Regions from separate parts of the Homo sapiens genome. Here all the other regions are linked to region 2. Evidence: read pairs that join two places in POLR2A ChIA-PET (ENCODE). Cell type or tissue: CD4-positive, alpha-beta T cell. All regions are shown on one strand. Each heading gives the region's core, and the rest is flanking DNA. Links, peaks and the distances in the headings are about the cores only.

The links. Peaks named below come from ENCODE experiments on the same cell type or tissue, not always from the same donor. Only the 100,000 strongest peaks of a DNase experiment are listed, where the experiment ranks them.
Region 1: POLR2A ChIA-PET joins it to region 2 with 5 read pairs; 7 of 35 experiments call an interaction of 5 or more read pairs at or near these places.
Region 3: POLR2A ChIA-PET joins it to region 2 with 5 read pairs; 2 of 35 experiments call an interaction of 5 or more read pairs at or near these places.

What each region holds. Positions count from the first base shown.
Region 1 is chr6:15,230,543-15,241,135 of GRCh38, forward strand. No RefSeq gene overlaps it. Among named protein-coding and RNA genes, the nearest start is that of JARID2-DT, 9.5 kb to the right of the region's middle. RefSeq lists enhancers at 8,285-8,785, 8,786-9,286. In CD4-positive, alpha-beta T cell, for the core only: no CTCF peak of the experiment used is centred there; no DNase peak of the experiment used is centred there.
Region 2 is chr6:15,294,759-15,305,351 of GRCh38, forward strand. All of the region lies in intron 1 of JARID2 (jumonji and AT-rich interaction domain containing 2), which reads left to right. Among named protein-coding and RNA genes, the nearest start is that of JARID2-AS1, 51 kb to the left of the region's middle. RefSeq lists enhancers at 2,103-2,192, 2,223-2,272. In CD4-positive, alpha-beta T cell, for the core only: no CTCF peak of the experiment used is centred there; a DNase peak (open chromatin) is centred at 4,943.
Region 3 is chr6:14,271,526-14,282,118 of GRCh38, forward strand. It overlaps LINC01108 (long intergenic non-protein coding RNA 1108), which reads right to left. Exons shown (of 2, transcript NR_108097.1): 2 at 8,602-10,593. Among named protein-coding and RNA genes, the nearest start is that of LINC01108, 8.6 kb to the right of the region's middle. RefSeq lists enhancers at 1-155, 1,426-2,339. In CD4-positive, alpha-beta T cell, for the core only: no CTCF peak of the experiment used is centred there; a DNase peak (open chromatin) is centred at 5,676; H3K4me3 peaks cover 888 bases; H3K27ac peaks cover 679 bases.

The DNA.
Region 1 (10,593 bases), core at 3,272-5,771, 65 kb before region 2:
TGGCTAATACGGTGAAACTCCATCTCTACTAAAAAATACAAAAAAAAAAAAAAAAATTAGCCGGGCGTGGTGGTTGGCCCCTGTAGTCCCAGCTACTTGGGAGGCTGAGGCAGGAGAATGGCGTGAACCCAGGAGGCGTATGTTGCAGTGAGCCAAGATCGTGCCACTGCACTCCAGCCTGGGCGATAGAGTGAGACTCCGTCTCAAAAAAAAAAAAAAAAAAACAAAAAAAAGATTTGAGTCTTGCTATGTCTCCCAGGCTGGATTGCGGTGGTACAATCATAGCTCACTGCAGCCTCAAACTCTGAGGCTCAAGCAATCCTTCTGCCTCAGCCTCCTGAGTAGCTGGGACCACAGGTGCCACCATGCCCAGATAACTTTTACATTTTTTGTAGAGATGGGGTCTTGCTATGTTGCCCAGGCTGGTCTCAAGCTCCTGAGCTCAAGTGATCCTCTAACCTCGGCCTCTCAAAGTGTTGGCATTTCAGGTGTGAGCCATTTCGCCTAGCTGATGTGGTGACTTAAACAACAAAAATTTATTTCCTCACAGTTTTGGAAGCTGTAAGTCTGAGATCAAGGTGTCAGAAGGATTGGTTTCTCTTAGAGCCTGTCCCTTTCACTAAAGCTGGCTGTCTTCTTCCTGTGTCCTTATAAGCTCTTCCCTCTTCGTGTCTATGTCTTAATCTCTCTCTCTTTTTTTTTTTTTTTTTTTTGAGGCGGAGTCTCCCTCTGTCTCCCAGCATGGAGTGCAGTGGTGCAATCTCGGCTCACCATAACCTCCATCTCCCGGGTTCAAGTGATTCTCCTGCCTCAGCCTCCCGAGTAGCTGGGACTACAGGCATGCTCCACTATGCCCAGCTAATTTTTGTATTTGTATTTTTAGTAGAGACGGTGTTTCACTATATTGGCCAGGCTGGTCTTGAACTCCTGACCACGTGATCCGCCCGCCTCGGCCTCCCAAAGTGCTGGAATTATAGGCTTGAGCCACCGCGCCCGGCCTTTTTTTTTTTTTTGGACACAGGGTCTCACTGTCACAGCAAAGCTGGAGTGTAGTGGTGTGATCATGGCTCACTACAGCCTTGCACTTCTGGGCTCAAGCGATCCTTCCACCTCAGCCTCCCAAGTAGCTGGGATTACAGGCGTGTGCCAACTGTAATGTAGAGTTAATTTTTTATTTTGAGACAGAGTTTTGCTCTTGTTGCCCAGGCTGGAGTGCAAGGGCACAATCTCCGCTCACAGCAACCTCCACCTCCCGGGTTCAAGCAATTCTCCTGCCTCAGCACCTGCTGCCTTACAGGCACCTGCTGCCACATCTGGCTAATTTTGTATTTTTAGTAGAGACAGCGTTTCTCTATGTTGATCAGGCTGGTCTTGAACTCCTGAGCTCAGGCAATCCACCCGCCTCAGCCTCCCAAAGTGCTGGGATTATAGGCATGAGCCACCGCGCCCGGCCATGTGGGGCTAATTTTTAATTTTTTTGTACAGATTGGGGTCTCACTATTTGCCTAGGTTGGTCTCAAACTGCTGGGCTCAAGCGATCCTCCCCAGTCTGCCTCCCAAAGCATTGAGATTAGAGATGTGAGCCACCGCACTCAATCGACTCCTCTTATAAGGACACCAGTCATCTCAGGTTGAAGCTCACCCATATGACCTCATTTTAACTTAATTACCTCTTTACAGACTCTATTTCCAAAGTCAGTCATATTCTGAGGTACTGGGGACTATGACTTCAACATACGAATTTTTGGGGGGAACAATTCAATCCAACAGCAGAAGACAGGTATCATTTGTCAGCTGAATATATCTATCCTCATCTTGAATTTTAGATTCACATTTTGTATTGAAAATGTTTGAAAAGCTGGGCATGGTGGCTCAGGTCTGCCATCCTCCAACTTTGGGATGCCAACGTGAGAGGACTGTTTGAGCCCAGGAGTTCGAGACCAGCCTGGACAATATAGCAAGACCTGTTTCTACAAAAAATAATTTTTTTTTTTTTTGAGACAGAGTCTTACTATGTCACCCAGGCTGGAGTGGAGTGGCGTGATCTCAGTTCACTGATACCTCCGCCTCCTGGGTTCAAGGGATTCTCTTGCCTCAGCCTCCCGAGTAGCTGGGACTACAGGTGCATGCCACCATGCCCAGCTAATTTTTTGTATCTTTAGGAGAGGCAGGGTTTCACCATGTTAGCCAGGATCGTCTCCATCTCCTGACCTCGTGATCTGCCCACCTAGGCCTCCTAAAGCGCTGGGATTACAGGCGTGAGCCACTGTGCCTGGCCAACAAGTTTTTGTTTTTTTAGGGTCTGTTGCTGAGGCTGGATTCGAACTCTTGGGCTCAAGGGACCCTCTGGTGCAACCTCCTGAATAGCTAGAACTACGGGTGTATGCTGCCATGCCTGGCTAACATAAAAGTATTTTATATCCGCTTTGGATAGTTCACACAAAGAGTTCTGGCTGGAAAGCCAAATAGAGATATTTTAAATGCCACTTGTTAACCATTTTCACTTCCTCAATAATTGCAACTCCTTGCTGGTAGCTGGCCTATTTGAAAGGGTACCTCAGATGCAGAGAATGATTTTTGAACAAAATGGTAAATGGCAGTATCACATGTCAATTTATGTATTTATGTATGTATGTATTTATTTTTTGAGACAGGGTCTTGCTCTGTCATCCAGGCTGGAGTGTAATGGCATGATTGTGGCTCACTGCAGCCTTGACTTTCTAGGCTCAGGTGATCCTTCCACCTTAGCTCCGTGAATAGCTGGGACTATAGGCATGAGCCACCAAGCCTGCTTAATTTATTTTTTTTGAGATGTAGTCTCACTCTGTTGCCCAGGCTGGAGTGCAGTGCTGCATGATGTCGGTTCACTGCAACCTCCGCCTCCCAGGTTCAAGCAATTCTCTGCCTCAGCCTCTGGAGTAGCTGGGATTACAGGTGCCCGCCACCATGCCCAGCTAATTTTTATATTTTTAGTAGAGATGGGGTTTCACCATCTTGGCCAGGCTGGTCTTGAACTCCTGACCTCATGATCCACCCACCTCAGCACCCCATAGTGCTGGGATTACAGGCATGAGCCACTGCACCTGGACTTTTTTTTTTTTTTTTTTTTTTAAGACATGGGGCCTCACTACATTGCCCAGGCTGGTTTTTTTTGTTTGTTTGTTTGTTTTTTTTTTTTTTTTTTTTTTTGAGACAGAATTTTGCTCTTGTTGCCCAGGCTGGAGTGCAGTGGCGCGATCTCAGCTCACCGCAACCTCCGCCTCCTGGATTCTATCAATTCTCCTACCTCAGCCTCCGGAGTAGCTGGGATTACAGGCATGCGCCACCACACCCAGCTAATTTTGTATTTTCAGTAGAGACGGGGTTTCTCCATGTTGGTCAGGCTGCTCTAGAACTCCTGACCTCAGGTGATCTGCCTGCCTCAGACTCCCAAAGTGCTGGGATTACAGGTGTGAGCCACTGCGCCCGGCACCCAGGCTGGTCTTGAACTCCGGGTTTCAAGTGATTCTCCCACCTTGGCCTCCCAAAGTGCTGGGATTATAGGCATGAGCCACCTGGTCTGGCCCATTTACTTATTTAACAAGCATTTATCTCCTATGGGACAGGTACTTTGCTGGGTAAGTGGGGAGATGTAGAGTAGAAGTAATGTGAATATGACCCTTACATCTGAGGCCTGGGAAAATCTGGGACAGTCCCAGGCATACTGACATGACTTGCGAAATCTCCAATCTCCAAGGATCTGCTCTATAGTAACTTCCAAAAATGTGGCTCCTTCCTTCTGGTTTTTCTTGCCTTCTAGGATAAGAGAATTCCAGGTTACCTGTTTTGGGTCAAAGGATGCTTTGGAGATACAAACTCTATCAACTGGGCCCCTGGTCTCACCTTCAAAAATATCAATTCAAACACTCAGAGTGCCAAAAGCATAACTGTGACCAATGTGTGTCCTATTTATATCTGTCTGTCTGGCTGTCTCTTTTGAGGTTTCTTTTTTTGTTTTTTTAGAGCTAGGGTCTTGCTCTGTTGCCCAGGCTGGAGTGCAGTGGTGCGATCATAGCTCACTGCAACCTCAAAGTTCTGGACTCAACTGATCAGTCCTCCTGCCTCAGCTCCCAAGTAGCTGTGACTATTGTGCCTTTGTGCCTGGCTAAGTTTAATACTTTTTTTTTTTTTTTGAGATGGAGGTTTTTGTTTTTTGTTTTTTGTTTTGTCTGTTGCCCAGGCTAGAGTACAATGGTATGTTCTCAGCTCACTGCAACATCTGCCTTCTGGGTTCAAGTGATTCTGCTGCCTCAGCCTTCCAGGTAGCTGGGACTAAAGGTGTGTACCACCACACCCGACTGATTTTTGTTTTTTTGTGTGTGTTTTTTTTTTTTTTTTGAGACGGAGTCTCACTCTGTCATCCAGGCTGGAGTGCAGTGGCACAATCACGGGCTCACTTCAACCTCTGCCTCGCGGGTCCAAGTGATTCTCCTGCCTCAGCCTCCCGAGCAGCGGGGGTTACAGGCACCCGCCACCACACCCGGCTAATTTTTTTTTTGTATTTTTAGTAGAGATGGGGTTTCACCGTGTTAGCCAGGATGGTCTCGATCTCCTGACCTCACGATCCGCCCGCCTCAGCCTCCGAAAGTGCTGGGATTACGTGAGCCACAGCGCACGTCCAAATTTTTGTGTTTTTAGTAGAGACGAAGTTTCGCCATGTTGGCCAGGCTGGTCTCGAACTCTTGACCTCAGGTGATATGCCTGCCTTGGCCTTCCAAAATGCTGGGACTGCAGGCATGAGCCACCGTGCCAGGCTGTAAATGTTTTGAATATAGTCATTATTTGGGGAAAAATTTGGAAACTGTTTTTCCCCTACTCACATACCACCACAATAATCATCAACACAGAAGTTTTCTGGGACCAAATGAATGGAGGTTTTCCCTATACACCAAGAAGCAGACACCAGCTGAGAGTCCTTTGATTCAATTCCAACACTATCCACCTGGGGATAGCCTCAGATCCCACAGGTTGAAGGCTCAGTCCCCAAGACTCATCCCCAACACCATTTGTAAGTCCGGGCCTGTGGAACTTCTGACCAACCAGCTTTGAGTTGGGTGGGGTTCCCATGACGCTCTCTTGGGTTTGATTAATTTGCTAGAGGGGCTCACAGAACTCGGGGAAACAATTACTTACATTTACTAGCTTATTATAAAGGATACTACAAAGGATGCAGATGAAGAAATGTGTGGGGCAAGGCATGGCGGAGAGGGTGGAGCATCCGTGCACTCCCCAGTGTGCCACTCTCCAGGAACCTCCACTTGGTCAGCTATATGGAAGCTCCCTGAACCCAGTCCTCTTGTTTTGTTTTGTTTTTTAAATTTTCTGAGATAAGGTCTCCTCTCTCTGTCCCCCAGGCTGGAGTTCAGTGACACTATCACAGTGCACTGCAGCCTTGACCTTCTGAGTTCAAGTGATCCTCCTACCTCAGCCTCCCAAGTAGCTGGTACTACAGGTACTCGCCACCACACCTAGCTAATTTCTTTTTTTTTTTGAGAGTGACTTTCGCTCTGTCACCCAGGCTGGAGTGCAATGGCACAATCTCCGCTCCCTGCAACCTGTGTCCCCCAGGTTCAAGTGATTCTCCTGCCTCAGCTTCCTGAGTAGCTGGGATTATAGTGCCAGCCACCATGCCTGGCTAATTTTTGTATTTTTATTTTTAGTAGAGATGGGGTTTCATCGTGTTGGCCAGGCTGGTCTTGAACTCCTGACCTCAGGTGATCTACCTTCCTCGGCTTCCCAAAGTGTTATGATTACAGGCATAAGCCACTGCTCCCGGACTAATTTTTTTTTTTTTTTTTTGAGAGACTGGGTCTTGCTCTGTTGCCCGGGCTAGTTTCAAACTCCTGGCCTCAAGCGATCCTCCCGCCTAGGTCTACCGGAGTGTTGAGATTATAGGTGTAAGCCACTTTGCCAGGACCCTCTTGGATTTTTATGGAAGCTTCATGAATCCAGCATTCCTTCCCCTAGGGTATATATGGTGGACCCTTTAAGACCCAGAATCCGAAAGATGAGGGGTGGGGGAAGCCCTGGCGAGGTGGCTCATGCCAGTAATCCTAGCATTTCGGGAGGCCAAGGCCGGAGGATTGCTTGAACTCAGGAGTTTCAGGCCACAGGGAGCTATGATTACACAACTACACTCCAGCCTGGGCAACTGAGTGAGACCTTGTCTCAAAAAAGTAAAAAGAAAAAAGAAAAGCAGATTAGTGTCTTGCACTGGGGCAGGTGAAAGAAGGGCAGGAGAAGCCGGGCACGGTGGTTCACACCTGTAATCCCAGCACTTCGGGAGGCTGAGGCGGGCGGATCACCTGAGGTCGAGAGTTCGAGAGTTCGAGACCAGGCTGACCAAAATGGAGAAACCCCGTCTCTACTAAAAATACAAAATTAGCCGGGCATGGTAGCACATGGCTGTAATCCAGCTACTTGGGAAGCTGAGGCAGGAGAATCGGTTGAACCCAGGAGGCGGAGGTTGTGGTGAGCCAAGATTTGGAGCCATTGCGCTCTAGCCTGGGCAACAAGAGTGAAACTCCATCTCAAAAAAAAAAAAAAAAAATAGGCAGGAGAAAGTCAGAGAGCAACTGTTTCCTGAGGCCTGTCCCTGAGACCTAGCAAGCCCAACATTATAACAAGAGATTATAACAAAGGCTATGGGAATAGGCCTGGCGAGGTGGCTGAGACCTGTAATCCTAGCACTTTGGGAGGCCAAGGCCAGTGAATCCCTTGAGCTCGAGCTCAGGAGTTCAAGACCAGGCTGGCCAACATGTAGAAACCTTATCTCTACAAAAAATACAAAAAGTAGCTGGGTGTGATGGCGCACACCTCTAGTCCCAGCTACTTGGGAGGCTGAGGTAGGAGGATCACTTGAGCCTTGGGGGGTGGAGACTAATACACACATAAAATAATATCACACACATAAAATAATATCACAGTCATAATCTATTAGATTTGGAAGAGTGTTAGAGTCCATCTAGGTCAATCCCCTTTTTTCACAAATGAAGAAAATGAGGCATAGTGACATCACAAAAAGCTGAGATGAAACCTCAAGTGTCTAGATTTCCAGTATAATCTTCCCAGTAGCCATATTGTATTAAATAACCACATTGATTTTATAGTTTTCCTCTTTGTATTTGTTTAGAATCATAAATGCCTAAAGTTTTCTAGGTAACATACACTGTTTGAGAACCCTCAATTTCGTAATCGTGTACACATGGACACATAAAAACACTGTCTTTTTTTTTTTTTTTCTTTTTTTGAGACGGAGTTTCGCTCTTGTTGCCCAGGCTGGAGCGCAACGGCACGATCTCGGCTCACCAAAACCTCTGCCTCCCGGGTTCAAGCTGTCCTCCTGCCTCAGCTTCCCAAGTAGCTGGGATTACAGGCATGCGCCAACACGTCCGGCTAATTTTGTATTTTTAAGTAGAGACGGGGTTTCTCCATGTTGGTCAGGTTGGTCTCGAACTCCTGACCTCAGATGATCTGCCTGCTTCGGCCTCCCAAAGTGCTAGGATTATAAGCATAAGCCACCGAGGCTGGCCAAAACACTTTTTTTTTTTGAGACGGAGTCTCACTCTGTTGCCCAGGCTGGAGTGCAGTGGTGTGATCTCAGCTCACTGCAACCTCAGTCTCCTGGGTTCAAGAGATTCTCCTGCCTCAGCCTCCTGAGTAGCTGGGATTACAGGCACATGCCGCCACATCCAGCTACTTTTTGTATTTTTAGTAGAGACGGGGTTTCACCACGTTGGCCAGGATGGTCTCAATCTCCTAACCTCGTGATCCACCCGCCTCGGCCTCCCAAAGTATTGGGATTACAGGCATGAGCCATCGTGCCTGGCCAAAATATTTTTTTTTTAAAATGAATGTTTGACAATTGAGAGAAAGACCAAAAGCAGGAAATTAATAATCCACTAAGTTTCAGTCACAATGTAACTGCCAATGTTTGAATCTTTTCTGTTTCACTCTATGTGTCTGTGTGTAGGATCGGAAAGGGAGATGGCACTGGGTTTCTGTAAGGTGTGAGTGAATCTTGGGTTTTGGAAACACTGAGATTTCAGAAAACAGAATATAAATTGTAGATGTCCCAATTTGGCAAGAGATAAGCTCTGTTTTTGTTTAGAAAATTCTATAGATTCATAGATAAGAAACTATGGGCAAAAGTGTTTGATACGTAGATCAACCAGTATTTAGGCAGGGATCATGTCTGTGAAAACCTTGAAGTGTGCAAGGTGGGGTAAATGAGAGAGTAGCTCTAGACTGAGCTGGACTGGTCTATCATCCAATGAATCTCTAGGATTCTGATGGTGAAAAGGTTATTTTCTCCTTTCCTGCTCACTTCTGTGGCCCTGACAGAGGGAAGAACTAGTAGCTTCTGTGGTAGACTATATATATATATATATATATATTTTTTTTTTTTTTTTTTCTTTTTTGCTCCCTGGAGTGTTTGTCTCCCTCCCCTTTGGATAACAAAATCTGCTCTACCCGCCATGTCCATGGTGGGAAAGGAGTTTTCTTTTTTGTTTTTTGAAACAGTCTCGTTCTGTTGCCCAGGCTGGAGTGCAGTGGCGGGATCTCGGCTCCATGCAACCTCTGTCTCCTGGGCTAAGCGATCCTCCCACCTCAGCCTCCTCAGTAACTGGGATTACAGGCACGTGCCACCATGCCAGGCTAATTTTTGTATTTTTAGTAGAGAGGGGTTTTGCCCTGTTGACCAGGCTGGTGTCGAACTCCTGGGCTCAAGTGATCCGCCCGCCTCGGCCTCCCAAAGTGTTGGGATTACAGGCATGAGCCACTGTGCCTGGCCGCAAAGGAGTTTTCTTTGGCGCTATCATCTCTGCTGGTTGGAGAGGATGACAGAAGAAGGAAATGCTGAGATGAATGGAGAGAAAAAGAGAATGAAGGAATGAAGGAAGGACGATGACATCCTTTGTAGCCCTGAAACTCGGACTCTGGGTTTCCAGATAGGTGAGCCAAGCCCCTCTTCCTTTTTTTCCATAAGCCATTTTCATCTGGGCTCCATTCACCTGCAACTGAAGGCATCCTGATTCATACAGCTCCTCCCCCTTTCCCTGCCTACTCACAGGATCCCTGTAATCCCTATACCTCAGTTTCCTCATACTGATCCCCTGTGGATTAGTTGATCACTGATAAAGTTGATTTTTCCCACCAAACACAGAGTGCAGTATTATTATAAACAGTAACGTCTATTCTTAGGAACTGCAGGTTTCCCGTCTTGGCTGCTTTACCAGAGTTTCTGAATCAGGGCCAGCTCTCTTTCAATAACACAAGACAATCTAAGCAGAATAGTAATGATAGTCCAAAATTTTTACACAATCCAAAGTACCAGCGACTTTCAGTGACTTGTATAAACAAGGTCCACAGACGACCAGTAGGGTTGAAAGCATCATTTTATTGTATTTGGTTTGTGCTGTGGCATTTTATTGAGGCTTGACAAATAAGACTGTAATTTGGGGACAGGAAGCACTGAATAACAAAAAGAACTAATGTCTCCTTGACATCACTCACTCTTAAGAGGGCTGTTTACATCTGAGTTTACCTCCTAGTGTGTTTTAAAATACTCTTGCAAATCTCAGTTGGCTCGAAATAGCTGTTCTATGTTCTTTCAATGGAAGCCCCCACCTTCTGAGTACACTGGTTCATAGTTATTTATAAACCTGATGTCACTCAAATATTATTTTTACATCCCTCTCCTTACTCCCTCACATATGAAGATAGACCTATATAAAATTAGAAACTTCACATAAGGTATTCAGTCACTTAGGTAGGAATTATTGTCAGTCAGCAATCATTTATGAAGCATAAATTCATCATATTGGGTGAAGCATGTCTGTAAAACTGTTCCGTGGTAACCAGCTCTTTCTTCTTCTTTTTTTTTCCTTGGTGTTCTGAGGCAATTTAGGAAAAGCAATGAGGGCTGGGGGCTGGACTTAAAAGGTCTGTTTTTTTAAATTTTTTTATTTTTCGAGACAGAGTCTCGCTCTGTTGCCCAGGTTGGATGGAGTGCATGATCTCGGCTCACTGCAACCTCCACCTCCCAGGTTCAAGCGATTCTCCTGCCTGAGCCTCCTGAGTAGCTGGGATTACAGGCGTGCACCACTATACCCAGCTAATTTTTTGTATTTTTAGTAGAGACGGGGTCTCACCGTCTTGGCCAGGCTGGTCTCGAACTCCTGACTGCATGATCTGCCCGCCTCTGCCTCCCAAAGTGCTGGGATTACAGGTGTGAGCCACCACACCCGGCCCAGCTCTTTCTTTCTTTCTTTTTTGAGACAGAGTTTTGCTCTTGTTGCCCAGGCTGGAGTGCAATGGCAGGATCTCGGCTCACCGCAACCTCCACCTCCCGGATTCAAGCGATTCTCGTGCCTCAGCCTCCAGAGTAGCTGGGATTACAGGCATGTGCCACCACGCCCAGCTAATTTTGTATTTTTAGTAGAGACAGGGTTTCTCCATGTTGGTCAAGCTGGTCTGGAACTCCCAACCTTAGGTGATCCACCCACCTCGGCCTCCCAAATTGCTGGGATTACAGGCGTGAACCACCGTGCC
Region 2 (10,593 bases), core at 3,557-6,056:
GGCGCGTATCCCTGATGTCGTGTGACTTTAGTGTGAGGGCCTCAACCCAAGTTTTGCATATAGTGAGTGATACAAGGGAAGGACTTTGTCTCCTGGAAGATATCTGGGAACTTGGGACAGAGCAGGCATCCTGGAGCAGAAGCTGTTTTAGGAAGAGAGTGTAATGAATTGAGATAACTTTTTCTTTTTTGGTGGATTAATAATTTCTTGAAAAAGGAAACCTATAAATCCAAATTCAAGAATTTAGATAACCTGAGAGCGATTAGAAACTGCCTAGCAAGGTCTTTGCCTGGTATAGAACCATCTTATTACTTCATGCAGACCATTTGTGTGACCAGATGTGTCATTTCTTTTTTTTTTCTTTCTTTTTTTTTTTTTTTTGAGACGGAGTCTTGCTCTGTCGCCCAGGCTGGAGTGCAGTGACGCCATCTTGGCTCACTGCAAGCTCCGCTTCCTGGGTTCACGCCATTCTCCTGCCTCAGCCTCCCAAGTAGCTGGGACTACAGGCGCCCGCCAACACGCCCGGCTAATTTTTTGTATTTTTAGTAGAGACGGGATTTCACCGTGTTAGCCAGGATGGTCTTGATCTCCTGACCTCGTGATCCGCCTGCCTCAGCCTCTGAAAGTGCTGGGATTACAGACGTGAGCCACTGCTCCTGTCATTTCTAATAGTAATTAGAAGTTAATTTATATAGGTAATAAGATTTGTGGAGTAAAGCATTTTAGGGCCATTTCAACGGAAAACAGTGGTTCAGCATTGGCATAGGTGCTCTGTGATGTAATGGAAAGAATACTGCATTTATTGTTGGAAGTCTTGATTGGAAGGAGATTGCTGTATGATGAAGACCGGTTTCAGAAATACATGTTTCAATACTGAATAGGCCCTTTGCCACTTAGGGTTATTTATTTATTTATTTATTTTTGAGACGGAGTCTCGCTCTGTCACCTAAGCTGCAGTAGAGTGGCACAACCTCGGTTTACTGCAACCTCTGCCTCCTGAGTTCAAGTGATTCTTCTGCCTCAGCCTTCTAAGTAGCTGGGACTACAGGTGTGCGCCACCATGCACAGCTAAGTTTTGTATTTTAGTAGAGATGGGGCATCACCATATTGGCCAGGCTGGTCTCGAACTCCTGACCTCATGATCCACCCTCCTTGGCCTCCCAATGTGCGGGGATTACAGGCCTGAGCCACTGTGCCTGGCAGGGTTTTATACTTAAAAACCATTTTATACCTCACGCAGAGAAAGACCAAGGACTACACCTGTCCAGCCATTTCGTAAGGCTAGACTCTCGTGCACAAAAGTATTTCGGTAATTTTTTCAACCTCCTTTATTTTGTGATCTTGCTTCTTCTCAACCCAGAAAAGATGTTTCCCTTTAAAAATAGTCAAAATCAAACACCAGTGCCTTGGTCAGTAACATTTTTTACTTCTTTGAAGTAAATGCTATTGTTTTTTTATTCTTGGCATAATTCCTAGCCTAAGTTGCTGCACTTGGGCATTTGTAGCGTGCATTCTAATAGAATCATTTTGGGAGTATTTGAACGTTGTGCTAGAGAAGACTGCAGCAGCAAATCAATATAACACGATATTCTCTGCATCTCTCAGAGCTCCTGGTGGCATTTATCTTCCTTCATACTTTTTTATTTGTTCTTACTTAGTTTGTGGTTATGTTTTACGAGTGGTTTTTTAATGAAAAGTTGCAAAACCTAGTACAAAGATTTTCCCAAATGTTAACCATAGCATATTTGTGTGACAGTATTCTCTCTCCCTTATCCCTCCCCATCATCCTCCCCGCAACACATAGTTTTTATAATTCTGAACCATTTGAGAATATGTTGCAAATATAATATCCCCTTATCACCAAATACTTCAGTGTCTATTTCCTAAAATTAAGGATATTTTGTTCCCAAGCCATAGTTAACAATGAGGACACTAATACTGGGAGGCCTTAAAGCTGCTACCCGTGTCCCTGTAACATGTCCCCATCGTCCTCTGAGCTCTTACTTCCTGACAGACACATTAAGGTGTTGTAGGCTCATCTTGGGTGTTCCCAGCCCCCTGTCTTGATCACTTTATGGTTTTTGATGCTGTTGTAAAGGTTTTGTTTCTTAAATTTCATTTTCCATTTTGGTTTCCACTGCAGTATTCATAGCACCTCAGGGCTGGCCCTGTGGCCTTATCTTGGCTTCCTGCTTACATCCTGTGACTGTCTCCATCCTCAGAGTGTCCCCTCCTAGTTTGAGTAACTGCAGTGAATCTGAGAAGTCCTGCAGTCTTTCCAGTCTGTCCTTGTCATCTAAAACATCTCCATAGGTGTCGTGACAACCAGATGTTTGTAGGTATTTCTTTTTAGTTGTCATTCATTGACTGCTTATCTGGTTATTATTATTTTTTAAATTATAATTTTTTTGAGAAGGAGTCTCACTCTGTTGCCCAGGCTGGAGTGCAGTGGTGTGATCTTGGCTCACTGCAACTACCACCTCCTGGGTTCGAGCAGTTCTCTGCCTCAGCCTCCCGAGTAGCTGGGATTATAGGCGCCGCCACCACGCCTGGCTAGTTTTTGTATTTTTTAGTAGAGACGGGGTTTTATCGTCTTGGCCAGGCTGGTCTTGAACTCCTGACCTCATGATCTACCCGCCTCGGCCTGGGATTACAAGCATGAGCCACCGCCCGGCCTGGTTGTGTTTTTATAAGTCAGGGTCCTTTCCCAGACCTCCACATACAGCACTCTTTTTTTTTTTTTTAAACTAAAAGTGTTTTTTTGTATGGATGGGATCTCGCTGTGTTACCCAGGCTAGTCTTGAACTCCTGGCCTCAAGCAGTCCTCCTGCCTCAGCCTCCCAAAGCACTGGGATTTACAGGCATGAGCCACCGTGCTTGGCCAGCAACTAGCTTGTTAAGGATGTTTGGCCCCTACTCAGTGGGGTTGGTAAGCTCACCTCATCCTTTCCTTTACAGGATCTGTGGCAAATCCTAGCCCCCTTTGAATCCTTTTCAGACTTCGTTTCCCACAACACTCCTGTCAGAGTTAGCAGGAGAGTGGAAACAAGTACTAGATTATTTAGTAGACCCTAGATTTTCTCTACAAATGTAAAATGTTATTTTTACTGTTGAAAATCAGCATATGTGTAGTACAGAAAATTTAGGAAGTGGAAAAAGAAAAAAAAAAAGACTGGGAAACTACAACATTCTTAATGCCCTCTTATATTTATTCAATGAAATCTATGCACAAGTAGATCTAAGACAATTGAGTCAGGTTTAAAATGTAGTATGTTTTCCTTTCCTCTTCTTAGGAGCTCTTTAGCAGAAACATAGTAGCCAAGACATTTTAGGGAGCTTACCCAACTTTTTCTTGATATGTAGCAATAGAAAATGGTGTAATCAGAATGCAGTCAAAATTGCATTTGAATTGTAGTTTAAGTCATTTCTTTTTATTTGATTAATTTGCTTTATTAAGTATCTTCTGGATTCCGCTCTCCTATGCTTGCAAAATAGTAAAAGAGAACAAATTAGAAAGAGAAGAAAATATTTTCGCGAGAAATGACTGCTAGTTTTCATTAGCAGTTGTTAGTGCAATGACAGTTCTGATAAGGTTCCCAAGAGCACTCATTGCTACAGTGAGAACTCAGAATTCCATGGGTATCTTTTCGGGCTCGGTGGTTCACGCCTGTAATCCCAGCACTTTGGGAGGCAGAGGCGGATGGATTATCTGAGGTCAGGAGACCAGCCTGGCCAACATGGTGAAACCCCGCCTCTAGGAAAAATACAAAAATTAGCTGGGTGTGGTGGTGCATGCCTCTAGTCCCAGCTACCCGGGAGGCTGAGGCAGGAGAATTGCTTGAACCCAGGAGGCAGAGGTTGCAGTGAGCTGAGATCATGCCACTGCATTCCAGCCTGGGCAACAGAGTGAGACTCCATCTCAAAAAAAAAAAAAAAGAAAAAATTTCCTTGAGTTTCTTATGTTTTGTTAACTTTCTGTTATTTGTACGGTTGAAACCTCAGAGGATTAGGATAATTGCCTTTTCCAGTTTCCCTGAGCTGCTGAAAATAAACTTTCATATTTTTACTCTCCATACTCAGTATAGTTTACATCTTTAAAAGTGAACATTTATACATGTATTACTTACAAAAACACTCCCTTCTCTCAGTAAAGACCCAAATCAATCCACTAGCAAACTAGAACAAGAGAAGTTAGTGCTGGGTATCCTTAAATGTGTTCTGAGAATGATTTTATTTGCGGGGGTGGGGGGCGGGTGGAGCAGAGAGGATGCTTTGGTGGTGAAATAATTTTGGGGTGCTTGGGTTCTAAGAGGATCATGGTGTACACGAACACATCTGAAGGAAAGAAACCTGGCTATCTGTACCCGACATTTGTCAAACTTCACTGACCCGTGAGCCTTAATTTTGAATACAACCCCTTGGACATAGGGTTCTCTGGAGCCTCCTTTGAGAAGGACCAAAGTCTTGTAAAGAACGTTGAGTGTAGTTTTTGTCCCTGCTGCCACCACCTAATTTGTAAGGATGAGGGCATCAGTAGGTAGCTTGTAATCTTCATTGGGTTCTCAAATTTTAGGTGTGTGTACAACAGAGGTGTGTTTGGTAGAGGAAGGGATGACTGGGATCATGAGTTAAGGTCTTGCATACTGAGGTGGTGGGGCAGTTTCAGAGGGAACCAAAACATTTGTTGAGTCCCAGCTTTTCATCAGGACTCCTGTGCTTTGTGTCAGAAATAGATGCCATCCCTTTTTCTGTAGGAAGGAATTTATAGTTTGGAGAAGGTAGAGTTGGATTTGGAACCTCAGTTGGCCTGCGTTGAGAACTGCTGGTTTCCTGCTCAGTTAGGCCAGTTAGGGGGAAATAAGAAGACTGCCAAAACCTGTGGCTTGTGTCTCAGTTCCCTTTCTCCAGCCACTGCACCAGAGTTTGGGCGCCACACAGATGGTTCTCAGTGGCAGTTCGCAGAGCGGTCCTCATTTGGCCGGAAGCTACTCAGGCAGCCTCTGTTTCCTCACTTCAGCGGGGTGGGCTTGGGTGTGGGTGAAAGAGATAAGATATTTAGCAGTGAGTCATTTTTTTCTGGTAGTTTGACCTGGTTGCTTTGAGGATGATTGCTTCATCCTTTCTCGTACTTTACCCACTGTCCCTTAGGAAAATGGGGGTCCTGTCCGGCCAGTGTTGTTGGTATCTCAGGCCCTGTGGATGTGGGATTCTGCATATCTCTTGAACTGCCTGTTTCCTCCCAACCTCCAAAAGGTTATAATGTCCCCATTCTTCTATGAGTGACCAACATGGAATGCCATGTATGCTCAAAATATGATTTCTCATTGGCCCAGTGTTTGTAAGAAGAAACCTCTGATTTAGGGTGTGCTTCTTTATCTCCTGCATTTGGGGTTGGGATAGGCAGAAATCTGTTGGAAAAATTTTCCGCAGTGAAGGTTGGATGGGTGTTCTGTCCTGTTTTTAATTCTTTGACCACAGGACCTTTTCTCTTGTAAACACTTAAAAACCTCTAAGGCTAATGAGCAAAGCCTGGTGTGATGTATATTTTAAGGAAAGGTGTATAACAATACATGTGTACAAGGAGGGAAGCGGAGAAGGGCATGGGAGTAGAAGGGATCATTCCCCTGCAATTGGATAAGTGACATTTAAGCTGCATTCCATGTAAGCTTTTGGGCCTGGAAACCTTCCCCTCCCATCTTCCTGAGATACTGTGCTTGTTGTGAGCTCATTCAGAGTAATAAACTGTACCCGTAATTCATGAGCTTGCAAGGCCTTCTTTAACCGCTTGCAGCCAGGAGACTAATGACAACATTTAAAATTATAGATTGCTCATTTTGGAGTCTATCTGTTTCGAGTTATGAATGAAATTTCTTAGCCACTTACTGGACAGTAGAACCTGTTTGCAAAGACCCAGTGTCCTCATGTTGTGTGTGTGTGTGTGTGTGTGTGTGTGTGTGTGTGTGTGAGAGAGAGAGAGAGAGAGAGAGAGAGACAGAGAGGAGGGGTGGAGAAAGGGAGCAAGCAGTCCCCCCTTTATGTATGATTCTTAGAGGTGTTACAGGATGCAGTAACCATGAGGACTCTGGTGTTGCACAGAAGTTGAATTCTTACTTGGAAAGTTTAGGTCTGGGACGGAAGGGTGACAGAAAAAGGTTAAGGTTACCCACACTCTATCAGTGGTAGTTATCAATGAGTGACTGTTGGTAGACAGCAAGCAAATGATACTGGGGTAAGAAGGTTCTGGATATGAAAGAACTAGGTAAGATTGCAAATGTAGTCTCTCTATAAACCAGATACTCAAAAGCAAATGTTTAAAGCAGCGTATAAGTAACTGGGTTGTCCATAACTATTTCAGAAATGGCTACAATTACTCAAATCCCAGGTCTTTAAAAATTCCAAAGGAACAGCAAGGGCCACATAAAGAGGAAAATCTGCAAAATGGTAGGGTGGTACCTGAGTTAGCAAATGGGAACTTGAGCTCTTCTTTACTATAAAATTTTTTTCTTTTTTCACAGAGTGCCGAGAGTATTAGCAGACCTTTAATGCATTTGGAAGTGACACCATATTAATCATGTGGATTTCACTTTCTGTCATGAGTTCTATACATTTTGGCTTGAAATCAGTCATCAGTGTGATATTCAGAGGTTTACTACATCTCATTCATACCTTTATTTTTTTTCTAGCCCTCTCACCCGGGTTTCATCTGAGTGACTAGAAGTGGCGTTTATTTATTGACTGTGGAGGTTAACTTACACTGATGGATGATTGCAGTCCATTTTCCACTAAGCGAGTATTACATGAAATGAGTATTGTTGACCACATTTTATTTTCTCTTGTGGAATTAACTCAATAGTCTGTAAGTCCTTAAAAGTAGTTTTTGTGGGGTAAGTCTCTTCCTTTTCCCATAGTGATTTGATAGGAAGACTGAGTGAAAAACAATAGTTGTCTTGTATATTTGAAACGTGAGGAAAATTATGTGGATACTCAAGCATTAAATTCAAATCAGTAAATGGGGCTGCCCTCTTTGGTATGTTGGTAAACATGTTTTATTATTAGCTTGAGAAGGAAATGCCTGGTATAGTGACTAAGACTGTAATAGGGAAAGAGAACTACTTTTCTGGAGCAGTAAAAGTTTTGACTAATATAGATGATCAGTGTTTGTGAATTTTACGTTGGTATGTGTTTTTGGTCATTGGTAACTTAACAGAAAAGTATATGTCAAGAGAAAGAATAGTTTATAGCTCTTTGGACATAGGAGGGAAACGTGATACCTTTTCATCTTTCTGAATGAAAGATGATGATTCCTGATCTCAAGTCTTCATTTTACAGGTATTTTACCATTATTACCAACATGTTACTTGAAGAGTAATGAAGAGGCCGGGTGCAGTGGCTCATGCCTGTAATCCCAGCACTTTGGGAGGCCGAGGTGGGCAGATCACCTAAGGTCAGGAGTTCGAGACCAGCCTGGCCAACGTGCTGAAACCCCATCTCTACTAAAAATACAAAAATTAGTTGGGCGTGGTGGCGTGCGCCTGTAATCCCAGCGACTCAGGAGGCTGAGACAGGAGAATCGCCTGAACCTGGGAAGCGGAGTTGCAGTGAGCTGAGATTGCGCCACTGCACTCCATCCTGGGCGACAGAGCGAGACTCTGTCTTGGGAAAAAAAAAAGAGTAAGGAAGAGAAAGCTTTCCATTGTTGACTTAGTAGTTCAAAGCCTAATGGTGTTTTTGCCTTGATAATCAGGAAGATTTATTCCTATGCTTTATATTGATTGTGGTCACTGTACTTTCTTTTACATGTTTTCTTACTTTGCTAGATTTGTTAATTTTTACGGTGACCCACTTTTAGTTAAGTGAGAATTTCTTTCTAAATCAGGCTGTCCATTGCCTAGGATAGCCAACCTTAAGGCAAAGGATAACATATAACCTCATTTTGTATCTGTTTATTGTGATCACAGGTTATTTGGTGGTTATTTATTTTTTATTTATTTTTTGAGATGGAGTCTTGCTATGTCGCCCAGGCTGGAGTGCAATGGCGTGATCTTGGCTCACTGCAACCTCCGCCTCCTGGGTTCAAGCGATTCTTCTGCCGCAGCCTCCCAAGCAGCTGGGATTATAGGCACCTGCCACCATGCCCAGCTAATTTTTGTATTTTTTAGTAGAGACTGGGTTTCAGGTTGGTTTCGAACTCCTGACCTCAGGTGATCCACCCACCTCGGCCTCCCAAAGTGCTGGGATTATAGGCATCAGCGACTGCACCTGGCCCAGGTGGTTATTTTTCAAAGTGAGCAATGGTTATTAAGTTAAATGACACAGGATTTTGAGTAAATTCGAAGTTATGCCAGGAATTATAATCCTAATTGATAATTTATAAAGGTAGCCTACAGAATTTTAGGTCTTACTGTGACAAACTAGTAGCAACTGGTTCCTCGACCAGCTTTCTGGTGGAATGTGTGATGATGATGTAAGGCATTCATCCTATAGGTAGCGCACCTCGAACTTGAACATTCATAGGCATCACCTGGGGATCTTGTTGAAATGTTGCACATTCTGGGGTTCATTCTGTTTCAGGCAGGGCCTGAGGGTGTGCCTTTCAGATAAGCTCCCAAGTATGCTACTGCTTTGCCTTGAGTAGCAAGGCTATGGGCAGTAATCCTGCACGGGCAGTGTGGCTGGCCAGAGGCTTATTGCCTCTCATGCAAAGCCACTTAACTCCTGGCCTTCCCTCTTTGGTGGGTGCTTTTTAAGCCTTAGGGCTTCTTTAAAGTCCAACATTTTTGTTCATAGGCTTTCTATACATTTATTGGAAGCACTGTTTAATATGCTTCTCACCTCTTTGCCCAGCCAAATAATACCCAATGTGAGAAGAGTTGCTCCTCCTTTGTTATTATTTCAACAATGTGATTAAACAATTTGGGAATGCTTTGAATACTGACCTCCGCTCCCAAGGACAAAACCCAAACTCAATCACTATTAAACAAAACAAGCTTGTTGAACAAGGAAATAGAAGTTTTCAACAATTTGACAGTGGTATTTCAGGTGCAGAGGTTACTGTTTGTATTATTAGTGTAAGGTGCCTTCTTTTTAGTTCACCTGGGCGAATCCTGGCTGCAAGTTTAATAATCGGTAATCTTGAAACCAGCATTAAACCCAGGGCATAATTTAGTGGTTGGGAGCACTGGGTTGAGACCTCAACAACAGTGATAATTCGTTTAAGCTGTGTGACTCTAGGCACGTTGCTTATGTTCTCTGGGCCTCTGTTTCTTCAGCTGAGAGATAATCACAGTCTCAACCTTGGTCTGGGTTGCTGTGGGGATTAAAGGAGGTAATAAATGTCAACTGCTGTAAACAGTCCTAGAGTAAGTGCAGGTGATAGTGGCTACTCCCGCTAATAACCAGCCTTGATAACCAGCTGAGGGCGCAGGGCTCAGGAGCCTCAGGATCAGCTGCCCATCTCGCTGCGCAGCCTCAGTTGTCCCAGCCTCCTTTTGCTCCTTTTCCTCCCTCCTGGAGCTGGTGGTAGAGAATGGACATAATTTGCTGATCCCCCCCCCCCCCCCGCCCACCCACTGTAACTTGGTTAGTTAAACCTGCACTTTTTGGTAAAATCTGGAGAGGTGATAATTTATTCACTTTTTTTAGAGGACTCTAAAGCCAGAGGATTCTAAGCCTCCAGGCCACCTCTCCCAGTCCGTCCAAGTTGCAGACACCAGAGAGCAGCCAGCTCATGGTTACAGTCCTTCTCTGAAGCAGCCAGACAATCATCGGAAGGCCCTTCACAGACTCCCATATCTAGATGAGTGATGCTTTACTTTTGACCTTTGTAGCATGGCCTTTCCCCCTCTAACCCTTTAATCATCTCTTTAAAAAAATCAATCAACAAATATTTATTGAACGTTTCCTTGTAGGCTTTAAAATCCACCCATAGGCTGCTCTGTGACTCTTAAGGATTTCTGCCCTGCATCCAGAGAGAATGCAGTAGCTCTGGCCAATTTACTTAGTATCTGCTTTCTTAGATTATGAGCATTTTCTGTTTTTCCTGGGAGTCCATGGGTGTGTCCAGTGCTGGCAGGGGGCACCATCAGGTTGCAAGGTTGAGGTGGTGCATCTTATCTGCTTGGTGAGGTGCAGGGAGGGGTGGAGCAGCTGTTTCCAGCATGTGTTTCGCTCTCTTTATTGGCCCTTTCAGCTGACTGCTTTTTACAACCAGTTATGATGGAACATTTAAGACTTGTTTTGGGGTCACCACAACCAAGTTTTCTCTTCTCACTGATTGGCAGGAGGGGTGCCCACTGGGAGCCAGCACAAGTCTGGGATTTTTTGGTTGGACAGGGTTTCTTGCCTGCAGTTTCCAGCTGGTAAATGAGCCTGGGCTTGAGGAAGTTGTCAAAGGCCTTCCATCTTTTAAATCTTGGCCATGTAGCTGGTATTGTTGAAGAAAACGTGAAGAAGGATTTTAAGAAATGGCCATTGAAGATTGATGTTGGCCGGTCATCCTGCACACTGTCCCTCCTTTATGTAGCGTAATGCAGGATTTCTTATTCAGAGAGCAACTCCGCTGTGGGCCTACCCCAGGAGAAAAGGGTGCAGGGA
Region 3 (10,593 bases), core at 4,186-6,685, 1.0 Mb before region 2:
AGGGCTTTTGGGACAGCCTAGTCATAACACTGCCAACCACTCATTCTTGTGATTGGACTGTGGGGTCCGGTCACAGTGTGATTAAATGGATGTAGTAATTGGAGTACAGCAGATACTCAACAAGAGGAGAGGCCAGGTAACCAAATCTATGCACCTCCTAGAATATTTGGATCTGGCATTTACTGAGCAGGTTTAAGAGCCTAACTCCTTTCTGTTAGAATAATAGGATGTTTCAGAGTTAAGGTCACACCCTCTGGGGTAATCTTTATCACAAAGGTTGTTGAATAATAGGCCAATTTTTCAAGTTATTCTATGCAACCTCAACCTTGAACTTAAAGGGAAGCTAGAGATTAAAACTCCTTTGCAAAGATTATGACAATGAGAAAATCTAGTGTGGCCAACTCCATCTTGCTTCTAGCCTCACAGGCTGTTGGTCTTCATTCGTTCATGGGTGTAGGCCAAGCTAAACATGAAAGGAATTTAGCTTATAGTTTATCTTTGAAGCAAGAATGATAATAGTCCTTCCCAAAAACTAACCTTCTCCTTGCTAAGGGACTAAACCACCTTTGAAAAACTAATAAAAGTTTAAAAGATTATGGTTATGGGAGGGGCCTGAACTCTGCTAAAATGTAGGTACAGTTAAACAATAACCCGCCATTGTTCCTAGCTTGCTTTTCTATAATTCCTCACTGCTCAGGAATTATGTGGTCAGAGATTACAAGATTTGTGACTTCCCCAATTGCTCCTATAGATAACATCACTATTGTATAACCTAAGATTGGCCTTTGGAGATAGTTTTCAGACTTTTGCATTCTGGCGACTTACTTCACCTGGACCCATGACTCATGACTCAACCAGTCTTGTGGCCTCCACCAAGATGCTGACTCAGGACAGGAGGACCATTTTCCATACTCCTGTGAATTCATCCCCAACCAATTAGCAGCCCCCATTCCCTAGCCCCCTGCCTAACAAACAATCTATAAAATCCATAGCCTCTGAGTTCTGAGGGAGGCTGATTTGAGTAGTAATATCTCCTGTCCTCCTGCTCGGCTAGCCCTGCAATTATTAACCCTTTCTCTACTGCAATACCACTGTCTCAATGAATTGGTTTTATCAGTGCAGCAGGCAAAAAGAACACATCAGGTGATGCCACTAGAAACTGGCACTAAGCTGGATTTGGGTTCTTTAATTTTGTTTCCTGCTTAATAGGTTATAAGGATCATTCCAAGTCATGGATAGAGTCATCCAGGATGGGTGTATTGATGCCACTGTTAAGCCAGTGGGCAGCTGTGATAGAGGGAGCAGAGTCAGTAGACCTGGAAGTTTGCCACTAATGAGGCTTGGCTGCTAGGAAGGTTGTAATGGCTCTGCACTTGAGCTTGCCCATCTCTAACATGGCAGTGACAAGGCTTCCTTCTCAGGGAGGTGACCTCAGGCCTAGCATGGCCCACTGGACCCTACGCTCCTTGAGAACAGGGGTCTCCCTTGTTCTTTGTTACATCCTCAATGCCAGGCATGATAAGGGCTTGATGAAGCTTTGTCCATTGGATCTTTCTGGGTTTGCCAGCCTTCCTCGTCTACACCACAGCCACGGTCTCGTATCGACAGGATCTGGATTGAGATTTGCGTTTGGATCATTCCAATCTATCCCACATCTCCACCTATTGTGGGAATAGCTCTATTTCCAAAGACCAATCTACTTTTCCACGAGGCCACACCCGTGCAGTATGTAAGTCGGAAGCAGAAATGAAAAGGGGAAGAAAGTTGAAATACTAAAAGTGGGAGGAGAGAGGGAGAGTGTGGGAGCAAGGCCGGGACCCACCCCAAAAGAGATTGGAATACATGTGCAGCTTTAGTTCATGGCCTGCCAAATACCTCGTGCTGTGCCTCTGAATGGAAAATGGGGTAGAACAATGAGCTGGAATTAACATCGCCTTTGAAAAGCAACTGCTGACAGCAGGCGTTCTGCATATGCCAAGTATTGCCTTCAGACCAGAGAAGCCTTTTCTGGCCCACATGAGCCCCGTGACAGCCTGCAGAAGGCAACACACCCTAGATCCCTAGATGGCTGTGACCTCCAGCCCTCTGTGCCCTGAGCATTTCTGTAGAAAATGTGTGTATTTAAAAAGGCCATGTATGTTTCTAGAAGGAAGGTGAAAACAAGATAGGTATTTGAGGAATTATATATCGATCGGGTACACATTTTGTGGCCTGGTTTAGCAAAGATGTATTACAGGTCTCAATCAAATTGCTCAGATAGACGAATGAGAAATTTCTGATTTGATATTATTTAGGAGTCAAGCCTGCCATTGCTGAGATTGTGGTACTTAAGGGAAAAGTGCCCTTTTACATATTCTTGACATGTTCTTGATTTTGGTTAATGGTATTATTCTCCAGTTTTGAGCCAGAAAAATCTGGAGCCACCCATAACTCCAGGCTGTCAGTCACTTGCCACTCTCACCCACTTGGTCCCCTAACCCTGTCTGCTTCCTTCCCAGTCACGTTACACCTCTGTATCTTCATTGCTGCCTCACTGGTGTTGATGATTGAACTGACTGCTCCTGTCTTCTAGAATTTTCTTGGTTCAGTTTCTTAAGAATGGCAGAGCAGACTTTATTCAAGGGGAGCCATGGCGATAGGGTATGGGGACCACAGCAATGGGGTCTTGCGGTGGGGGAGAGAGATCGGACTCCACTTCAACTCTAGCGAGGACAAGTGGGGATTTATAACCAGGGAGCTGAGTGGGGTCAGGGGTGGAAAATGACTAAGAGAAAACATCAAGGATGAGGGGTTTCTGGCTAAACTGACTTGATCAGTTACTGCAAAAGGCAGGTCGGGGTGATAAGGCATTAAGGGTGGTAAGGCACCAAAGAGGGGATTTTTGCTAAAGTGAGCAGAATTCTTGCTCAGACTGGATTCTATGAGGACACAGAAGGAAGCCCAAGTTCAGGCCCCATCAAGCAGAGGACTTGGAGGAGCCTAGATAAAGTTTTGGTCAAAGGAAAAGAGTCTGTTAAGTTCAACCTCTGATTCTGCCAGATTTGGCTTTCTTTCAGAAAGTCCAACTAAACCATTTCCGTTGCACAACCTCCATTGTATGCCACTTTACACAGGGAAAAACGGGAGTAACGTGTTTAACCAGCAAGACAAGGCAGAGTGCAGTGGCGGAGCCCACGCTGGGGTGCGTGTCTCAACAACTGGCCTGGGTACTGCTTTGAGCCTCAGTGATGAGTCACTTTATTCATTCATTTATATGGCAAATTGTATGAAGCACCTGTGACGTGCAGGCAGTGTTCCAGGCACTGGAGATGCGTCCTGGTCCTCTTGCAAGTTATTTTGCTGTGGACCAGCCTCTATGAGAATCAGGCACATAGGCAGAGGTATCCAGGGTCAGGGGCCTTCTAGGAAAGGCTGATCGCAGAGCTAAGGCAAGAAGCTCGCTGAGGTCAGCCCACGTGGTGTCAGGAGTGGAGGCGGAGAGGCCCCAGCTGCAGAAACACAGGCACCTCCTTGCTTGTTGAGGTTTGTTTTAGGAGCTGTCAGGGAAGAAGGGAGGGAAATGGGGCACTAAAAATACCCACGGATGTTTCCAGAAACCTCTGATGTCTGGGCTCCCACTGTGGATAGCCTGCCAGATGGCTGTGTCTCCCTCAGAGCTGTGAAACCCACCAGTGTCAAGGTTGGATCAAAGGCGCTTTATGGCAACCGGTCAAAGAATCAACCAGAACAGCTTGGCGTGTAGGCAATCTGCCCAGGCCTGACCAGCCATGCCCCTCATGAAGAGGCCACATTGCCATTAGATATCCAAATTATAAGTGACTTCCAGATGCAACCCCAGTGAGCATCCTCTTCTGACTGTCCTCTGTTGCCACCCTTGGGGCTCTGCTTCCAGCTCTTTCAGCTCTATGTGGAGATTGGCAGCCCCCAGTGTGCTCTTGGGCCTGGAGGGACTCTACACAGCTCCACACTCGGGCTCCCTTGTTCATCCCAGCAGCGGCGAGCTTGGCAAAGCCAGGAAGTCTGGGATGAGGCCCAGGAGTGTCTCCCTCAGCCTGCACGCAGCAGCTGATAGGAAACCACAGCTGCCAGCAGCAGCGGCTGCAGAATGCTTGTGAGGGGCACCCTGCTCATAGCCATGGCTCCTGGGACAGGACGGAGCATGAGCCTCCAGCAGAGGTGGGTGGGGGTGAAGGCGAGGAGGCAATAATGCCTGCCCCTGATGCGCAGGGACGCAGGTGCCAGGCTGTGCTGGGGAGCTGTTCTAGAAGCCTAGCCTGGACTGGAAGGGCCCTGCCTGTGGGGGTTAGGGCAGGATCAGAGGAGTTGGGCAGGCAGAACTTTCTCCTGGGGAAGCACAAGTCAGAGGCGGTGGATGGGTGTCTTAGATAGGTCCTTCTGAATGCAGACACTGAGGCAAGACTTCAAGCACAAATCATTTATTTAGGAGGTTAGGCCAGGAAGCATGGATGGGGGAAGGGAGACAGATAAGGGAGGGAAGCAAGGGGGCTTATTAAGCCATTTGCCACAGTGGGCACCTGGAGCTTGATCCCACAGGGAGCTCCCGGAGACACTTTAGAACATGCCTTGGATTTAATCCATCTACGGGACGAGGAAGCTGGGCATTATCCAACAGTTCCTTGCTCATGATTGCTTGAGGCAGGCTTTCTGGGCAGTGACCTGGCACTCTGGATTCCCTGCAGGTGGACCTAGAAGGTTCCCCAAACCAGGCAAAAAGCAGAATGCCAGGGTTGGCAGTGAGCAGCCTCAGACATCGAGGGAAGTGTGGAGGGGATATGGGCTGAGTGCCAAGGCATCTTTATTAGGGAGTCTTGGCAAATAAGAGAACCTAAACATGGTGCTGCTGGGAGGTCAGGCCAGAGAGGGAGCCCAAAGAAGGTGAAGTGGTGGGCAGAGAATGAAGGAATTCCTGGAATTGAGAGATGACAGTTACCTCCCTTTTTAATGGAGTGCCTGAGCCTCTGCTGTGGAGGGGAGAAGATGCCACCTGCCACGGTGATTTGCTGGTCACTCTGGTCTCAAGGGGAAGCAGGACTATTTTCAGGTGGGCCATGCCTTTCCTCCTACCCCTTCCTAAGCACTTTTAGGAGTATCTGGAGTATGGAATAGGCCCTTTAACCCACAGAGCTGTGAATGACTTTTAATTAACAGGAAATGCTGTGGCACATAGCACATATAGCAGACATTGAATCTGTCTCTAATTAGAGACATTTTGAGGTTCTGAACAGCTCAAGTCTGCAATTCTCATTCTCCTTACATGCAGCCACTCGTGACAGAGGGAAGGGCCAGCACTGCTCCTGAGTCCTGGGCTCCTGGCTAAGGGTCCTCCTCCTCTTCCTCCTCTTCCTCCTCTTCCTCCTCCTTCTCTTCCTCCTCTTACTCCTCCTCCTCTTTCTCTTTTTCTTGCTCTTCCTCCTCCTTGTCCTCCTCCTCCTCTTTCTCGTCCTCTTCTTTCCCTTCTCCTCCTGCTCATCTTTTTTTCAAACTGGTTGCCACCTCTAAAATTATACTTTGCTAAACAACAAAAAAACCCTTAAATATAAAAAAATAAAGTGGTGGGAGGATGTGGTTTATTTTGGTCTGCTTTAGGTTCTGGGTGCATGAGCCAGTGCTTATTTTCAGATCTGTCTATTCCTCTTTCTGTGTCTTGTGATCTCACTTAACTCATCCTGCTAGAGTCAACAGATCTCTCCGTGCACAGGAAGCCAGACTATCAAGGCAGCAAAGAGTTTTAAGGCAGCTAAGTGAACAGTTTTGGTTTTTTAAGTGGAAAATTCTTTAAACGTGATGCTACATTTTACTTTTGATAGGTGACTAAAACAAATCCAGGAGATGGGAAATTCCATACCTGGTATTTCCTGAGGCCTGCCTAGCAATGGATCTGACCATTCTCTTTCCACCTGTGTGCTATCTTCCCGCTCTGAGCTGCCATCATCTCCATTGCTGTGATCACTGTCATAGCCTCCCTCCTCCACTTTGCCTCCCTGCAGTCTGCTCTCAACACAGCAGCCTGGGTGACCTGTGAGAACATGCCAGGTCAACTTTCTGCTCTGCTCAGAATTCCCCCACAGTTTCATGGATTGCAGAGGCTGCTCAGTGGGCTGTCCCACCCCATCTCTCTGGCCTCCCTCCTACTCTTCCCTGCTCTCACTCACTCACTCCCACCTCTCCTGCTGACCAGTCCCTTTGCTACATGCCTCAGGACCTTTGCACTTGCCGTCACTCTCTCTCTCTAGAATGTTCTTCTCTTGTTCTCTAGGTGGCTTATTCCTTCAGGTTCTTGTTGACTTGCTGCCTTCTCACTGAAGTTTTCTCCAATTTTTCTATTCAAAAGTGGACACTAAACCACCTTTCCTATTGCCATCTTGCTTTGTTTTCCTCCATAGCCCTGTGTACTATCTAATATAGTATACATTTTCTTCTTACTCATTTTGTTTACTGTCCATCTCTCAGTGAATGTGGCCTATTGAGAACAGGCATTTTATCTGAGTTTTCACTGCCTTATGTCCAGCACAGAACAGTGCCTGGCACATAGTCAATGTCCAAAAACACTTGTTGAATGAATCCGTGGCAGGCTTCAGGGTGGTAGGACAGGAAAGAGAAACACCTACTGGGCTTCCCTTAACCCAGAGGTTGCAGTCGGGAAGCCCACAGAGACATTTGCTTTAGCTTGCACGGTGTTTTTCAAAGACTCAAGTTAGTCATCAGTGCTGAAGAATACGGTGACTACATCTCAAAAGAAATAATAATAATATGGTGACTTCACACAACACCCAGATAACTGGCATAGCTTGAAAAATATAGAAAAATCAGAAGTGCCCCTTGCATATGGCAATACTGAGCAGTAGCCACTCGCCAAACCACTTTGATGGGCACCCTCTCCTGTTTCACTCACTACCCAGCCCCTGGTGGGCAGGTGAGTTCGAAGAAGGGGAGGAGGAGATGGAGGGAGAGGTAGGGGGCAAAAGACGGGGAGGAGGAGAGGGAGAGGAAGGTGGGGGCAGGAACCAGTGCAGCCCCCAGATGCTGCTTTGCCAGCGAGGGGAAAGTGCCCCTTGCATTTAGCTGCCCAGGTTCCCACTGGCAGCTGCTCACAGCGTCCTGGTCCCTCTGATCTTTGAGCTGTAAAGCCCTTTGTCACATCCAGGCTCCCTAGCAACAGCAGCCATACAGGCATGTGGTCAAGAATGGATGGGCACAAATGCAGCTTAGGAGAGGAAAGAAAATGTATCTGTTGTTAAAGTGCATACAATTCTCTACACACGTTAGAAGTTTCAAGCGGCTTTACAACATCAGTTTTGCTAAATCCGGCAATCCTATAGTGTCATTGGCTGAGTATTCCTGAGCACGTCTTACACATGCCAACCAGGGTGCTCACTGAACAGAACTAATTAAAGAAGAATAAAAAAAGATAAGGAGACATATTTAAGCTTCAACTTCTGAGTTATTATAATTAACAAGCAATAAGAAAAATGATATTACTTGTTCCTCATCTTGTATTTGTTACATCCTTTTATTCTAGGCACCTTCCCCACCTCCTGCATGGTTTTGCCTTTGAAGGAGCTTGGGCAGAAGTGCTAAGTCAACAGCCTCTGTTAGTAGATTTAGAAATAAGAAAAGAGGCCAGGTGCAGTAGCACAGGCCTGTAATCAGCACTTTGGGAGGCCAAGACAGGTGGATCACTTGAGGGCAGCAGTTTGAGACCAGGCTGGCCAAAATGGTGAAACCCTGTCTCTACTAAAAATACAAAACAAATTAGCTGGGCGTGGTGGCGCACACCTGTAGTCCCAGCAACTCGGGAGGCTGAGGCACAAGAATTGCTTGAACCTGGGAGACAGAGGTTGCAGTGAGCCAAGATCCCACCACTGCATTCCAGCCGGGGTGACAGAGCGAGACTCCATCTCAAAAAACAAAACAAAACAAAAAACCAAAAAAACCAAAACCAAAAACAAAACAAAACAAAAAAACCCCAAAAAACAAAGAAATAACAAAAGGCCTGTCAATTAGTTGAATTATCTATAAAATATTTCTTTTGCCTTATATGTCTGCAACATTGAAAAGATACAGATGTAACCTATTAACAGATGCAGGTTGCTATAAAATTACGTTTCTTTAAAATTTAAAATGCACACCTCCCTCCCATGTCCCCATCTGTCACGATCAACAGTTCTGATTTAAAACCTACACTTTGAAATTCGACTGCTTCGAATTATGAGAACCACGAATTTAGGTAATTGATTTCTTCTCTCAGATTATTCAGTGTATACCCTGGAAATATGATTAATTAGGCTTGCCTGTATAACAACACATACTGATTTGAGAAAAACTAATGCTGTGTTTAGTAACCTGGACCTTTAGTTTGGTTCTGCAAAGAAATTTCTTCACACTGCTGGGTGTATTATCTTTCCCTCAGTAGAAGCTGAAATTGCATTTGCTAACTAATTGTTGGTTCACTGTTTAATGGCAGGGGAGAGACCTCAGCCGATCAGTGAGCAAGTTAGCTAAGCACCTATAATGTAACAATCACTGTTCCCTACTGTCTTAGTCTGTTTGTGCTGCTATAATGAATGACCACGACCTGGGTGGAGTAGACAACAGACATTTATTTCTCACAGTTCTGGAGGCTGAGAAGCTAGAGATCAGGGTGCCAGCATGGCTGGGTTCTGGGAAGGGATGGCTTCTATTATGTCCTCACTTGGCCTTTCACTGGTGATTGCAGGCAGAGAGGGAGCAAGGGATCTAGTGTCTCATCCTCTTGATAAGGTCACTAATCTCATTATGAGGGCCCCACCCTCATGCCCTCATCTAACCCTAATCACATCCCAAAGGCCCCACCTCCTAATACCAGCACAGTGGGGATTAGGGCTTCCACATATGGATTCTGGGGGCTACAAACATTCAGCCCCATGGCACAGGCCACAGAGAAGCAAGGATAATTGAGGACCACGAGGTCCTCTGGGACTCACGGTTCATAGAGAGACAGATAAAGAAGCAAGTACAGTGTTTGGAAAACAAACAAAAACCTACAAAGAGTTCTAGAGGATTGTAGAGGGAATGACCCTTTTCATAAGCAAAGATCAAGGGGCTGGAAGGATGTGTGACATTTAGGAAACGGTGCCCAGTCTGACTATAATGGTGGTGGCTGCTGCGCCTTCGGCCCCCTTTGCCTATGCCATTGCACAGTTGCTGCTCCGATTATGATTGTCACGCCTGGCCTCACTAACCAGTTGTCTTGGGACATGGTTCTGCCCGGCGAATGCCGCCTCTACAACCTGTGCTTTTTCCAAGGTCTTCTTGAGGAGCCAAAACAAGCTCCCCAGAGACAAGAAAAGAGCATACACTGAGGACCGCCCGCTCTCTCCTGGTGACATATCAGACTGGTGTCTGAGGAGGGTGCACTCTCCTGCCACCTGCAGGACACGGGGCCACCCTTGGGATGTGCCTGGTGCAGGAATGCTGGGGCGAAGGGGACTTCACTGGGCAGAGGGAGCCTTTGGGTATGGGAGGGTCTGGGGTAGAGGTGGTGGACCTCATCGGTCATCACAGACGTGCCCTGGGGATGCTGGCGCCACTCCAGCCGCGTGGTGGGCAGGCATCAGAGATCCATTCTAAAAAGATAAACAAGGCATGGATTTGGGAGTGTGGGAGGCAGGAAGGCCGCGTCCCGAGCCATCAAATGCAACGGCGCCTTGATGTGAAGTAGGGGAGACTGAAGGCAGAAGTGTCCCCTCTGCCTTGCTGAAAACTGGAGCTGCTGGGTGAAGACAGGGTGATTACCCACGTCTGACTTTCCTTTTTATATCTGGGGTGCCAGGGCTTAACGATCCCTCCCCCTACCCCCATTTCTCCAGGAAGCCTTGAAATCCTTTGCCAAGCAGGGCACCAGAGTTCCTGGGGCTCGTCTGCAAATTAGGTCCTCACCAGCATCCTCCTTTCATTGTGGGACCTTCTCATTTCTGCGGCATTTTCCATCACACCAAAACCTAAGACTAAGTACCCTCACCATCCTAATGTACCTAATGATTGTCTACACCTCCTGAAGTTTCCTGTCACCTTCTCTTCAAGTAGCTTTGCCATTAACTGGGTCCCTTTAAGCAGGTTGCTGAATCCCAGTTTTCACTTCTATAGCAAGAAGGACTAGAATCAGATAATTTCTAAGATCCCTACCAGGTAAAGAGGAGAATACCAGCATCCACTCAGACTTTTCCTACACATATTGGCTCCTGTAGAAAGTAAATTGAAAGGAAACGGGAAGGAGAGACGGCACGTATTGAATTTCTCATTAGCCCCACTGCCTGGTTCTCATTAGTGAGCCTTCCGGGTTACAGGCACAAGGGCCAGGACTTATTTTCATGGCTGAATAGCACATGTGAAATGTAGGCGATTTCTAATCCATATTATATGAGCTCCACACTTTGCTATCTTATAAAGTAATGGGCAACGCTCAAGGAAAACCCCATCAGAATGACGGGCTAATCCTTCAGGGGGAAAATATTGCTGTTCTGCATAAGCTTTGGCTCTCTGCTTAATTAATCCCTAAAACTTTCAGGCCTTAATGAGAATAATTAGACTTGA